2 separate regions of the Homo sapiens genome follow, and region 1 is linked to region 2. A link is an interaction called in ENCODE POLR2A ChIA-PET data of the cell type or tissue named here. Cell type or tissue: OCI-LY7. All regions are shown on one strand. Links, peaks and the distances in the headings refer to the core of each region. The heading gives the core; the rest is flanking DNA.

Region 1 (2,903 bases), core at 267-2,766, 250 kb before region 2:
TCACAAGGTCTGGAGATCGAGACCAGGCTAACACGGTGAAACCCCATCTCTACTAAAAATACAAAAAGTTAGCCGGGCATGATGGTGGGCACCTGTAGTCCCAGCTACTCAGGAGGCTGAGTGAGGCAGGAGAATGGCGTGAACGCAGGCGGCAGAGTTCGCAGTGAGCCGAGATCGAGCCACTGCACTCCAGCCTGGGCGACAGAGCGAGACTGTCTCAAAAAAAAAAAAAAAAAAAAAAAAGAAGAGACCAGGCATGGTGGCTCATGTCTGTAGTACCAGCAACATTGGGAGGCCAAGGCAGGTGGGTCACCTGACATCAGGAGTTCAAGACCAGTCTGGCCAACATGGTGAAACCCCATCTCTACTAAAAATACAAGTTAGCCAGGCATGGTGGCGGGCACCTGTAATCCCAGCTACTCTGGAGGCTGTGGCAGGAGACTTACTTGAACCCAGGAGGTGGAGGTTGCAGTGAGCCGAGATCGTGCCATTCCACTCCAGCTTGGACAAGAGTGAAACTCCGTCTCAGAAACAAAATTTTTTTAAAGGGATTTTTGAGTCTAGCCCTGAAATGTCAGGAGTCAGTCCATGCAGCTTGCAGAGCTTCTAAGAACGGCGGGCCTGGGTTTAGATGTGCAGTTAACTGTTCCTAGATGCCCTTGGGGCTGTTTTAATTTTCCAAGTTGGTGGGTTTTCTCTCTTTTTTCTTTTTTGAGATAGAGTCTAACTCTGTCGCCGAGGCTGGAGTGCACTGGCATGATCTCGGCTCACTGCAGCCTCAACCTCCTGGGCTCAAGCAAACTTCCCACCTCAGCCTCCCAAGCCGCTGGGACTACAGGTGCATGCCACCGTGCCCAGGTAATTTTTGTACTTTCGTAGAAATGGGATCTTGCTATGTTACCCAGGCTGGTCTCAAACTCCTGGGCTCAAGCGATCCTCCCACTTCGGCCTCCCAAAGCGCTGGGATTATAGGCATGAGCGACAGCGCCCGGCCGGTTCTTTTATGTGAGCTGAATTGGGAGCAGAGTCCTCTATTTGCATCCTTGACCCCCAAAGACCTGAAGACCTGAAGCAGAACAGGGCTGTTCCACCTCAGCTCTCGTGACATTGGGCCAGGCTGTTGTGTGTGTTGGGGGCTGTCCTGGGCGTAGTAGAACAGTTAACGTCATCCCTGGCCTCCACCCACCAAATGCCAGCAGCTCCCCCTCAGCCTTAACAACAGGAAATGTCTCCAGCTGTTGCCAGTGTCCCTTCGGGGAGGAAGTCACACACACAAAGCCTCTCGCCTGCCTTGAAGCCTCAGGCAGGGAGCAGTTTGCAAGTCAGGTGTCAGCGCCAGGGTTGGCTAAGCGCTGCTGTCACCTTGGCGGTCATTCCTTTCCCGCACACGGGACAGGATGCCTCCACTGGCCGGTTCACTGGGGCAACTGTGGGCGCCGGGAGTGGAGTGGGCCCAGCCCACGCACGGCTGAGCGTCCTGGGATGGGGGGATTGGGCACGTCTCCCTCTCGTCCTGCAAACTGCAGCTCTGAGTGCCCTGGAGAGAAAGCAGGCATGGGGCAGGGGTGCCGCTGTGACAAGGGTTCTGGGAGCCCAGGCTTATCTGTACCCCTGACCCAGGGCCCGTGCCCCCCCCAACCCTGGGGTTGGCGCTCCCTCCCCACAGGAATGACCTGGCTTTGTTCCCGGAGGGGGCCGAGGAGCCATTGCCCTGCCCTGTCACTCCACATCCCCTCCACCCCAGCAACCTGGGCCTCAGTTTCCCCAAGGAAGAGACGGTCCCATCAGGCGGCCTGTGCCGGGGCTCAGAGAGGCCCTGTGCCCACCAGCCACATCCCCATCCTCGTCCCCCCCAGGCAGGTCCAGGGTCCCCTCTATGGGGAGAGCGAGTGGGAGAGGAACGCGGCCTGGTGGGGGCCCAGCAGGCGGGTTCCGGGAGGTGCCTGATCTCCGGGGCTGGGAGAGGCCCCACTCCACATGCCTGGCCCCTGACTCACTGCCCAGCACTGGCTGGATGCCCAGGACAGCCTGAGGCCGGTGGCCTCCGGCCCCGCCCCCATCCCACCCCCGCCCCCGTTTGTTCTCCCTCTGAGAGCTGTGCCTTCAGCCACCGGCTCTTTCCTGAATGATGGAGGCCGGCCAGAGGCTTGCTGATGGCTCAGCCCAGCCCTGCTGAGGTGGGAGTAAGGTTTCAGGCACCAGGACACAGGGTTCCACACTAGTCCCTGCAGCACTGAGGCTCAGCCCCAGGACCATCCATTTTACAGATGGGGAAACTGAGGCACACAGGACAAGGACCACCCTGGAGTCTGAACTTCAGCAGTGAAGCCCCCAAGCCCTCCCTAGGGGCAGGGTGATCTAACTCAGGACCAGGGGCAGCGTGTGTATATCAGTAGCCCCTGGAGGATTATGCTGGCTTCTCAGATGGGAAGCAGCCCCTTTGAGGAGTCCACCCTGTGTCCGAAGCCACCCAGGTGAGAAGAGGCCAAGCCAGGGTGGGCACCCACACCTGCACCTGCTCGAGCTCCAGAGGGCAGCAGTGGGGCAGCCTGAAGCTCTAGCCACTTAGTCATTACGGCAAGAGGTGTGCAGGTCATGAATTCACACCATGGCCAGCCCCCTGCTCGTAACTGGTGTTTCTGGGGACGGGAGCCCAGGGGCTATGGAGTCTCGAGGTTGAACCCTTCCTCGGGCCCTAGTGCTCCCTGGGCGGCTTCTCCTGAGGACTAGACTTGGGTACCTTTCCCCAGGACTCCTCAGGCCCTGGCGGGGATAAAGTGCATCCTCAGGCCAGTAGTGGGGGCCACCTAGAGGGGCAGGCAGCTGGGAGCAGCTTGGGATGGCTGAGCCATTTTTTTTTTTTTTTTTTTAGAGACAGGGTCTCACTCTATTGCCTAGGCTGG
Region 2 (2,903 bases), core at 88-2,587:
CACCCCGACCCCCCGTGGCCAACTCCCATCCCACAGGCACGGAAAAAAAAACACGCTTTCTGAAGCCCACTCAGCTGGCATCTCTGCTCAGCCTGCTCTGCCCGGACCACATGCAGGCACAGAGGACCTGGCGGTGAACCAGAGAGCCACCCCCGGCCCTCCCATGCTGGGAGTCCACAGTGGGAGGCAGACAGCACCCAGCAGGGCAGTGAGGAGACGGACAACAGGAACTGGCAGTAAGCGCTGAGAGGAGGGAAAGCACGGAAGCTGATGCATGCGGACCAGGCCCAATTCAGATTCCAGGCAGACTCGGGAGGAGGCGACACCTGAGCCAGGCCCCACTGCCCTGGCAGAGGTGACCTTGTTTCCAAACTGGGAACCAGAAGCTTCCCCCCATTCCTGTGTGGCTTGGCACCCATGTGCCCAAGAGGCGGCAGAGATGACCCTAGGGTCACCCAGCAGGGAGATGGCTGAAAGGATGGGCTTTGGCATCAAGGAGGACTTAGGTTTATCAAGGAGGGACTGGGTTCAGGGCCGAACCCACTGTTCTCCAGCCCTGGCCTTGGCTTCCTCATCTGTTCAACCACCACCCTGACACATCCCAAAGGGTGAGGTGACATAACCCACGTGGAGGGCCTGACAGCCCGGCCCCAGGGCACCATCCTGGAACTTCACTAGGTCAGAGCCCACATGCAGCAGAGTCTGGCAGGGCTTGGATCCCCCGAACTAGCACCTGCCTTCACCCCTGGCCTCAGGAGCCCCATCTATAAAATGGGCACAATGACAGGGGGCGGTGGCTCACGCCTGTAATCTCAGCCCTTTGGGAGGCCAAGGCAGGCGGGTCACAAGGTCAGGAGATCGAGACCATCCTGGCTAACACGGTGAAAACCTATCTCTACTAAAAATAAAAAAAATTAGCCGGGCGTGGTAGCGGGTGCCTGTAGTCCCAGCTACTCAGGAGGCTGAGGCAGGAGAATCACTTGAAGCCAGGAGGTGGAGGTTGCAGTGAGCCGAGATCGCACCACTGCACTCCAACCTGGGGGAGAGAGTAAGACTCTGTCTCAAAATGAAATAAAATAGGCACAGTGGGGGCAGTGGCTCACGCCTGTAATCCCAGCACTATGGGAGGCCGAAGCAGGTGGATCATGTGAGGTCAGGAGCTCGAGACCAGCCTGGCCAACATGGTGAAACCCCGTCTCTACTCAAAATATAAAATTAGCCAGGCATGGTGGTACATGCCTGTAATCCCAGCAACTCGGGAGGCTAAGGCAGGAGAATCACTTGAACCTGGGAGGCAGAGGTTGCATTCCACTCCAACCTGGGCAAAAAGAGCAAAGCTCCATCTGAAAAAAATAAAAATAAAAATAAATAAATAAAATGGGCAGGGCCGGGAGTGTTGGCTCACGCCTGTAATCCCACCACTTTGGGAGGCTGAGGCGGGTGGATCACCTGAGGTCAGGAGTTTGAGACCAGCCTGGCCAACATGGTGAAACCCCATCTTTACCGAAAAATACAAAAAATTAGCCAGACATGGTGGCGGGCACCTGTAATCCCAGCTACTCAAGAGGCTGAGGCAGCAGAATCACTTCAACCCAGGAGGCAGAGGTTGCAGTGAGCAGAAATCGTGCCATAGCACTCCAGCCTGGGCAACAAGAGCAAAACCCTGCCTCAAAAAATAAAATAATATAAATAAAATAGGCACAAAATGGGGATGAAAACCCCTCCCTGCAGTGAGGATTCCTAGGTAATGGAGGGAGCTGGAGGTGTTAAGTACTTCATAAACAAGAGCAGCTGCTGTTACCATCATCAGCAACAGATCAATGCCAGCCTCGGAAGAGAATCCCAAACCCCAGAACCCTAACCCGGCCTGGCCTCCCTCTCCTGCCGTAACCTGAGTCGGATCCTCCGATGTCGTCCTCGGAGAAGCTCTGGAGCAGCTGTTCCACTGTGCTGCCCAGCCCCGGGTATCTGAGGACCATGAGGTCACCCTGGGCTCCTCTGGCGCAGCCCTGGCCTCTGGGCGAATCCCAACCCCACTCCAGCACCGGAGCTGGGTGTCCAGGAGCCCTGCAGCCATGGCCCTGAACGGGCACTTCCCCAGCACATCAGAACTATGTCTGAGCAACTGATCAAAAACTTCCGGCCCAGAAATCCCTTTGCAGGGCCTTATGTATGCTACAAGCTCTACTTGCAGAGATACACCTGGATCTGAATGCCCCCAAAGCAGAAAACCTAAATATCCATCAATTAATCAAAGAATGAATAAATGAAGATGTGGCAAATTAAAAGAGATCAATTTCCATCGGTACACACTGACATGTTAAATGATCGAGCCACAACGTAAGGCACAGAGTGGTGTAAAACCTACGCACCACAGGTGTACAGATGGGCGGGGAAGGGACAGAGGGAGGAGGGGCAGTGCACACTGCATTCATGGGGCTTGTCTGGAAACACAATAAAGTGACTTCAGTGCTGCCTCCGGGAAGCAAGTCATACTTTTCAATCCGCACCCTCCTTTGCCATTGTGTGAACGTGCATAACTTGAAGCCCAGCAGGTTGGAGGAGAGATTTATGCGTGCGCGCTTGTATGTGCCTGAGAAACCACAGGTCACGGGCAGTGCGGAGAGAAGGAGAGACTGACTTTTCATGTTACACCCTCCTGAGTGGCTTGAATTTCTCCCTTGTACATGAAAGATAGCCAGACAAAAGGCAATGGCGAAGGCTGGGGGCGGGAGGGCCGGCGTCTACGCAAGTTATCTGGGCCCCTCCCTAGAGTGGGCAGGCCGGACTGGGGACCACCCCCCCAACATCCTTTTGGACCCTGCTGGCTGGGGGAGGGGAGTGGGAACAGGCCCTGAGCCTCTTCTGTGACCCAGCTGGAGGCTGGCGGACAGCCCTGCTTT

Evidence for each region. Peaks named below come from ENCODE experiments on the same cell type or tissue, not always from the same donor. Only the 100,000 strongest peaks of a DNase experiment are listed, where the experiment ranks them.
Region 1: POLR2A ChIA-PET joins it to region 2 with 6 read pairs; 2 of 35 experiments call an interaction of 5 or more read pairs at or near these places.

What each region holds. Positions count from the first base shown.
Region 1 is chr19:11,141,801-11,144,703 of GRCh38, reverse strand. No RefSeq gene overlaps it. Among named protein-coding and RNA genes, the nearest start is that of SPC24, 13 kb to the left of the region's middle. RefSeq lists enhancers at 1,266-2,208, 2,209-2,903, 677-2,903. In OCI-LY7, for the core only: a CTCF peak has its summit at 2,516 (motif pointing right); a DNase peak (open chromatin) is centred at 1,263; H3K27ac peaks cover 1,817 bases.
Region 2 is chr19:10,891,517-10,894,419 of GRCh38, reverse strand. The region is part of intron 1 of CARM1 (coactivator associated arginine methyltransferase 1); the gene reads right to left. Among named protein-coding and RNA genes, the nearest start is that of CARM1, 21 kb to the right of the region's middle. RefSeq lists an enhancer at 1-413. In OCI-LY7, for the core only: no CTCF peak of the experiment used is centred there; no DNase peak of the experiment used is centred there.